Regions from separate parts of the Homo sapiens genome. Here region 2 is linked to region 1. A link is a loop called in an ENCODE intact Hi-C map of the cell type or tissue named here. Cell type or tissue: GM12878. All regions are shown on one strand. Region 1 overlaps OPCML (opioid binding protein/cell adhesion molecule like). Region 2 overlaps OPCML (opioid binding protein/cell adhesion molecule like).

Region 1 (4,000 bases):
TCAGACTCTCTCTTCCCCTTCCAGGCACACTTTCTTGGCTACTTGATTCCAATCTCATTTACCACTTTCCTTTTCAAAATCAGGGCTAAAGCAGTGACAAACTACAAACAACAGACTACAGTGGAAAAGTTTATTGGCGTGTATGAAGAGAGGATAGGGGCATACGTGTACTATTTTTCATCTGTATCAGCTGAGTTGGTGGTAATGCGACAAGTTCTCATTCATAGAAAATACATCTCAAAAAACCCCTCAGATGGTAGGGTTCTACTCTCTGATGAATAGCTATCATGAGGTTGATGATGAGGACTAAGGTGCTGTTGGATATCCATCTGCATCCACCTCTAAAGTGCTCTGCACCCAGGAAACTGACCTTTGTGAACCGTGCCCATGCCACATGCTCTCTGACCCTCTGGTTTCCAGTTGGTTTGACCCATAGACATCAGTGACAGACATTTAGAGGGAGAAGGTGAGGTCTGGGTATTGATTCTCTTGTTCCCCTAGTCTGGCCTCACTGTGGGACAGCTGTGCTCCTCAATTAAAGATCACAGCCCCTCCTAGGTGGGCCTCTCCAATTGTTCTTTTCAGGTCACTGTTCTCATGATTATTCCTACTTCAGGCCTAGTATGATGAAAGTGCTTTGGAGTTACTAGTTCCAGAGACTGCATTCATCACACCTTGGGATTTGCTTGTATTCTGCCCTTGCTTTTGCAGAGTGTTGCATTCTCCTCAAATTAGACCGTTTGAATGTGCCACGTGTTTCCTCTTGGAACTCTGATTACCACCATGGTAAATGGATAGACAGATCTGGAGGGGGTGGCAAATAAGTAGCTGCCTCCATGACATTCAGGGCAAGAGGTGATAAATGTTTCCTGATTGTCAACGTGTGGGGGGAAGCCACTTCCCTTCCCTAATTTTTATCTTACATGCAAATCCATGATGTTCAGTCAAAGACAATAAACAGAAAAACTTTCTCATGAAGTGGAGGAAGGCTCTTAGGTGATCTTCCACCACAAGCAGCTTAGCTGCATAGAAAAACCTGGGACTCGGAGGTTTCGAGCTACACCCTGGGCTTCACTGGCTGAGCCTGGCACTTGCTCATTGATAAATGGGATGAGGATATTTGGCCACCCCTCCTCTCATGTGTGTTGTGAGAGGAACATGGAATAATGCCTGGGAGCACTTGAAGCTGCAGCTGAGAAAGCCATGAAGACTGCTTCTAAGACTGTGAGGTGACAGGACCCAGAATTGAGGAACTGTGTGAGGGCCACTGTAAATGAGCTTGCCCCAGAGTTAGGGCTGGCCAGGCCTGGGACTGCATTTCTTCCCAAGGGTTCCTTTCCCATGACCTCTGGCCTGACCTTCCTCCCTGGGCCTGGCCCTCTTCTGTTAGGGGAAGGCATTTCAGAGCCACGCTGGCATGCTTGATCATGTTTTCAAAGGAAAGGAGGAGTGGGTGTGAATATTGCTCCAAAAACTCAGATGTGGAAAAAGTGTGACATCCACTTAAGAAAAATTAAATCGTATTAAATCCAAGTTTAAGCCTGTACCCCCCTGAGCTCTCTCATGTGTACTTCCCAGTGGGTACCACCGAGGCACCCATTATTCATGCCCTCTTTAGTCCTTGAAGTTGAGGGACCCTATTGGTTCCATGTGAACTGGGGGAACTGAAGTCTTTGTCTAGGTCCCAGCATCACCTTGACCTCCCTGGTCTTCATTTGTTGTTCCTCTAATATCTGTCTAATTCCTCAGGGTCCTGTGAGGGGACACATGCCAGCCACAGGTCTAACCAAGGGAGATCAAAATGCGAAGATGCTTGAGGAAGCAATGGGAGGTATTGGGTAACTTTTGGGCACCATGCCTGATTTTTCAGTCTAGGTCATTGGAATGGGTGGTCCCATGGTCTCTAAGAGTTAAATGAGGCTCTTCTCAGTTACCTTTTCACAGGCCCAAGAAAGCCTTTCTCTTGCAGCAGAAGGAGAAGAATCAGAATGTACAACATGTCGTCAAGTGATGCCGTTCTGCTTTAGAGGTTTATTTTAAATATATTTCTTTAAAGCCCATTTTGGAGACTTGCTACTGCTTGCTTTGTCTCCCAGCAACGTCAAAAGAGCTGATGGGAAAGAGAGGTCTTTTTTTTTTTTTTTTTTTTTTTTTTTTTTTTTTTTTTTACTTTTTTTCTTAACGTGTGCTTTCACTCAAAGAAAAAAAAAAGCAACAAAAACCCCACAACTTCTAAACCAGTTCCTGAAATAGACCCAGAGAGAAAAGGAAACCATAGCATGCTATGCAGCCTTTCTCGAGGGAGCAATTATAACCTAGAGAAAAAGACTCAGCTAGTGCATGGCTCCTGGAAACGGGGCTGAGTGCAAAGGCATCTTCCCCTCCTGCCTCCCAACAACCACAGATGTAGTCATAGCCAGAGCTGGGTTCACCCAAAAATAAGTGTACCAAGACCTTATGGAGATGGGAGTATTAGGGTCGTCAGATGAATTTGGACAACCATCAGCCCAGGCCACTTGGAGATAGGAGTGGAATCTTGATGCCAACCAACACCTATTTTTCTAACATTCACCCTATAAAGCACTGACAGTCTATGCTGCAAGCACTGTGCTGGGCGCTGGTGGGGTAGCTGGAAATATAACCAGTGCTCCAGTGTCAGCTGTCACCACTCACTTATATGCCGTAGCTATGCCCTAGTCACATGAGGCTCCTCCAGCTTTCAGAGCTCAATTGCCCTCATTTGATCCTTCAGGCTTTGCATATGTTGTCCTGTCAATCAGCTTCTTCCTGACTGCCTTCTTCACCTTCTAGCACGTCCTTCCTCTGCTTGTTCCCTGACCCACCTCTGCAGATAGCTATGTGACCCGCCTGTGTGTTCTCAGAGCAGCAGTGCTTCTCCTTATGAAGAGACTGCATCACACAATATGGAGTATTCTGTTTGTCTCTCTCCCCGACTGGACTGCAGGATCCATAAGAACAAAGATGTTCTTCATTTCTTTACCTGTGTTCTGTGGTACCTAGCATGGTGCATAGTGCTTAGGAGGTGATTATCACTTGATTACTGTTTGATTAAGAAGTTAACTCCAGAAATGAAATTTCTTATTCTGAATAGGTTATGGAGACATCAGACCTACTAGTATCTATGAGACTTTGGTCCAAATCTCAGTTTCATCAGCTATGAATTGGGAATAGTCACAGCTGTTACGGTTGGTAGAAAACTCTCTGGATAAAATGTATATAAGACCCCTGGCATCTGGAACAGAGCAGGAGCTCAGCGGTAGTGATTAGAGCTAGTGTAAAAGAACATTTGTCGATGATGCTTAAATTCCCACTGGGAGACTAGATGCTTTTAGCTTCCATTTATGGAGTAAATATTCTCATTGGCAATACTAGCCTTTTTACACCTCACCTTAAAGCTTTTTCTAAATTTTCCTCTAACCACATTATTACTTCCTCTGTCAAGTTTTCTAAACTCACCACTTAGCTGCCAGAGAGCCCTGGAGTGAGAATTGGGAACAGTACTTTGGTGACGTAAGTTCACAGCTCAGGCTCTGGAGTCGCGCTGTCTGAAGATGAGTTCTGGCAAGCTGTCATCTTTCTCTGTGCCCCAGTTTCCTCATCTGCGAAGTGGGTATCATGACGCGTTGGTTGGTTCCTCTGGGGAGAGATGCCTGCTCTAGAGGGTTACCACCTCCTTCCTTCCACAGCCCACGCTCGTCCCCCTCACAGCTGCCTGTTCTTTGCTCAGGAATGCACGAGGGACTGCTTCTGTCTTCCAGGTGTCCAGAGACACCCAGGAAGTCTGGCATCTAAGTTTAGTGAAAACCAAGGCATCAGCAGAGGATGGACAATGGCTGGCAGAGATATAACAGAGCTTATTCAATTGTAAGAGAGACGATTGAACTAAAGTGTCTAATCCCCAGACTCTATTATTACAGCAGGTCTTTGAATCGCATTGTCTCATTCCATGTCTTTTCATTATAACAATGATGAGAAAAAG
Region 2 (4,000 bases), 140 kb after region 1:
TCGAATTGGTGCATTTACTTCAAGGAGCAATTCAGAATCCTATACACAGACCTTAACGAGGACACAGTAGCCTTGATTTTAATCAACAGCTTCCTCAGGCTAACGTCCCTGTGAATCTCTCTGGGCCTTGTATACTTCTTCTGTAAACTTGGTAGCACAGCAGAGACTATATCAGGTGGAAGCAGAGTGTCCTTTTCACTGTCTCATACCTACGATTCTGGACTTGGAATGAGTCACACGTGTCGCAAGCATGTTAGGATATATAGGAACAATTTAATTGGAGGGAAATATTTTCTCCTATTCCTGGCTGTCTGAGGTTCTTTGAGTCCTTTCAGTGTTAAAATATAAACCACGAAAACCACCTGTTTACAGTGTTTCCACTCTGTCAGCCAGTGTACCTCCATGTTGAATTGAACAAGAAATTGCTATGGGAATGCACACATCTGAAAGCATAAACAGGTATTTGATATCTATTTTAAATGGAAGCCAAAAAATGTCATTGGTACTTAGTATTTCTTTCCTAAAACAATCCCTTATATGTCTCCAAGCATCAGAGAAATAGAGAATTTAAGACTTGGAGGAGACCAGAGGGATCATTTGTCTAGCCTTCTCATTTTCCAGATGAACAAAGAGATGGTTTTTTTTTTCTTTGTCCCAACTGTGTGATATTTTAAAGCTCCCTAGCAGAATAATTTCCCATCTAGCTAAAGCTTATAGAGTGAGGACACATGAAGAAAACACTGGGAATTTTGCAGTGTATCAAGAACTCCACAGTGTGCTGAATGGGGCCCAGAGAATAGGTTTGCTCTCTGTTTTCTATTAATCAATCAATCAATCCAACACAAACACAACACAAAACTTGAAATTAAACATAAAAATTAACAGAGTAGCAAGTAATCAGTTCTTGGTGTCTTTGCTGTCATTCTTAGCACCTCCACATGAATAGGACAGGAGACTAAAATGTGAGAATTAGATTCCAATGTCGGCATGCAGGAGCTCCCAAGTATCATCTTTTATTTAAGCCTTCTTGTATTTTGAAGTTATATCTCATAGTTATCTAGCTACGAGAATAAAATGTATAAAATCACACCTCTTGGAAGCATTTTCTTTTTATTCATTTCTTTCATTATCATGAAGATCTTTAACTACAGGGGTGCTGAGGTTAGCCCAAACCTTTGCACAATACTCTCTTCTGCAGTAAATGATGGGATATTCTTCTTGCTCTTACAGAAAGGTAATCTTATCGATAATGCTTCCCTAGTTAGAGAGATGGTTTGCTGCTCTTAGTGCATGTTAACGATATTGTCCATTTCTGGAATGAAATTCAGCTCCCATGGCTACTTTGTCTAGCCTGTTGATGTTAGTTTTTACCATTGCCTGAAATGGGTAGCAGGTGGCTTTAAGTGAAATTCACAGTGTTCATCATTTTTTCAACCAGAAAAAGAAAAAACATGAGTAATAAAGTTCAGTCTGTGTCAATAAATGAGTAATAAAGTTCAGTCTATGTCAATGTGAAAATCTGGGCTGCCTACTAGGGTACAGAATGTGACCAGATCAGTGAGTGAGAAGGTGTCCGTGAAATCCCCAGAGTAACTGTTCTATGTTCCTCTGAAAAGAAGCACCTTGTGGCTCTGAGGTTCTTTGAGGAAAGTCCCTTCTCCCTGTTCAGTCATATACACCTGCTTTCTGCAGAATGTCAGAACCCAAGTTTGTTTGTTTGTTTGTTTCACTCTCGGGGAATTTCCAGTTTGTGATTTCATCAATTCAGTGGCTCCCATATTTGGTGGTATTATTTAAAATGCCAGATACATAAAGCATTTAGAGCTCAGAGATGCCCTTCTTCCCAGAGAAGTGTAGCATCACTCTTAGACATAAAGAGGCTTTCCTAATTGAAGAACTTGAAGAGTCTTTGTTGCATCTCAGACTCCCCATCTGAACCTGTAGATCTTATTGTCTCTATGAACAGGTGGAATATTGTTAGATCCAGGGCCACCAGCTGTCCTGGAGCACACATCAAAGAGGTACCCCTAGAATTGTGCAAAAACATGATATAGTTGGGTCTGCATTTTACAATGGATGTAAGTCCTCGGGACCAGTGTTTTCTACTATAAGCCTAAACAGTATGATGGGCAAAACCTGCCTTCAGAGAAATGTGTGCATTACTTAGCAGTTTCACTTCATTCTATGTTATAGGAAAAATTATCTACTCATATCGTACTCAAAGGTCTTCTATCTCTATTCATGCTAAGCTATTATATTTGAAATCTATAAATTCTCTTTTATAAGATGATGAATTTAACTTGCTCAGTACTAATCACAGTTTTGGAAACAGTTTCTAGTGTATGCATTACCTTAAATTGTTAATCTATGGTTTTGCACTTTTTCCTGTCAATCTATAATTAAATCATATGAAAACACACTGATTTTACATCATTAAAATAAAGGTGTATTCTGATTATCTCTGATGACTATGGCTTCCTAGCATTCATTATTTAATTGCTAGACATTTTATTATCAGCTCACATGGTGTTATCTAAATTAATTGTGAACTTTAATATATTTGTATCTAAAAAGAAAATCAGTTTTCTCCTCATAAAGTAGACTCAGAAAGCTGAATAGGCAAATTTTATGCTAACAACCTAATATCCTCTTGCAGTTAGGAACAGAATAAGAATGTTTATGGAAATGTCCCTTTCAGTTATTTATCAGAGCTCTTGAATGGTGATACTGTTCTATCAGTTGCATGAGATGACACATGTTTTATCCAACTGTTTGGTGACTGGATTTCTAAATTAATGTCAAGACAGAAAAGTCAGTGGGATGTAAGAAGTTCCCTGAAATGTGGTCTGAATATCCAGGGCTGTCCACTCTGGCCTTGAGGGGTTGCCAGAAATTCTTGACTGGGGCTAGGAAAGAGAGAAAGGGAAAAACATAGTCAGGGCCATTGTTACATCAGTGGATGGGGAGGCTGAGATCACACAGAAGGAACTGCACCTACTGGATGAACTAGAGAAGGAGTATATTAGTCTGTTCTCATGCTGCTGATAAAGACATACCCGAGACTGGATAATTTATAAAGAAAAGAAGTTTAATTGACTCACAGTTCCACATGGCTGGGGAGGCCTCCCAACCATGCAGAAGGTAAGGAGGAGCAAAGTCACATCTTACATGGTGGCAGGCAAGAGAGCGTGTGCAGGAGAACTGCCCTTTATAAAATCATCAGATCTCATGAGACTTATTCACTATCTCGAGAACAGCACGGGAAAGACCCATCCACATGATTCAATTACCTCCCACTGGGTCCCTCCCACGACACATGGGAATTGTGAGAGCTACAATTCCAGATGAGATTTGGGTAGGGACACAGAAAAACCATGTCAGGGAGTTAAAATTTAAAAGGCAGAAGGCAGTCATATTCTACCATGGCTCACAGCAAAACAATTATTTGATAAAATTCCATTATATTTAATACCAAAAAGACAAGAAAATATATTCAGTGAGTGCCTGTTATGATGCAGGTACCAAATTAAGAACTTTATATACATACCTCACTTAATCTTCACAGTAGATATGCAAGGAGGATTTGATTGTCTACATCTTACAAGTGAGAAAACTGAGGCTCGGAGTGATCAGAAAACTTGCTCAGGAGCACATGGCTAGAATGTGGCAGAGGTGGGAAATTGAATCATTTCCATTTTACACCATCGATAAAAATTACCGAGGCTCAAGTCTGTAATATAATGTTAATCTGTACAACTCTGTAGCAATACTAAGTGTGACGCTCAGAGACACTGTAACTTGGTCCAAATCAAACTGCGAGTAAATTGCAGAGCTGGGATTGGAGCCAAGGTCATTTTAATTCCAAAATGTACACTCTTTCCAACACATTGCATTCCACCGCCTACAAAGTCCTTCCTGTTATACTAAACAGCCTCTCTAGGGAAACAAACAACTATTTATCTGCCCAAGGTGCCGAATCATACTTCTGCTTTAAGATAGA

The links. A loop is a pair of places that touch in the nucleus more often than their neighbours do. Peaks named below come from ENCODE experiments on the same cell type or tissue, not always from the same donor. Only the 100,000 strongest peaks of a DNase experiment are listed, where the experiment ranks them.
Region 2: a loop joins it to region 1, with 3 times the contacts of the local background. A loop is called at or near these places in 1 of 110 quality-filtered maps.

The regions. Positions count from the first base shown.
Region 1 is chr11:133,408,803-133,412,802 of GRCh38, reverse strand. The region is part of intron 1 of OPCML (opioid binding protein/cell adhesion molecule like); the gene reads left to right. Among named protein-coding and RNA genes, the nearest start is that of OPCML-IT1, 45 kb to the right of the region's middle. RefSeq lists a silencer at 2,259-2,388. In GM12878, no CTCF peak of the experiment used is centred here; DNase peaks (open chromatin) are centred at 2,332 and 2,766; H3K27ac peaks cover 407 bases.
Region 2 is chr11:133,267,015-133,271,014 of GRCh38, reverse strand. The region is part of intron 1 of OPCML (opioid binding protein/cell adhesion molecule like); the gene reads left to right. It overlaps LOC124902796 (a long non-coding RNA gene), which reads left to right. Exons shown (of 2, transcript XR_007062959.1): 2 at 1-4,000. Among named protein-coding and RNA genes, the nearest start is that of OPCML-IT1, 97 kb to the left of the region's middle. RefSeq lists an enhancer at 1,531-1,820. In GM12878, no CTCF peak of the experiment used is centred here; a DNase peak (open chromatin) is centred at 1,594; H3K27ac peaks cover 2,467 bases.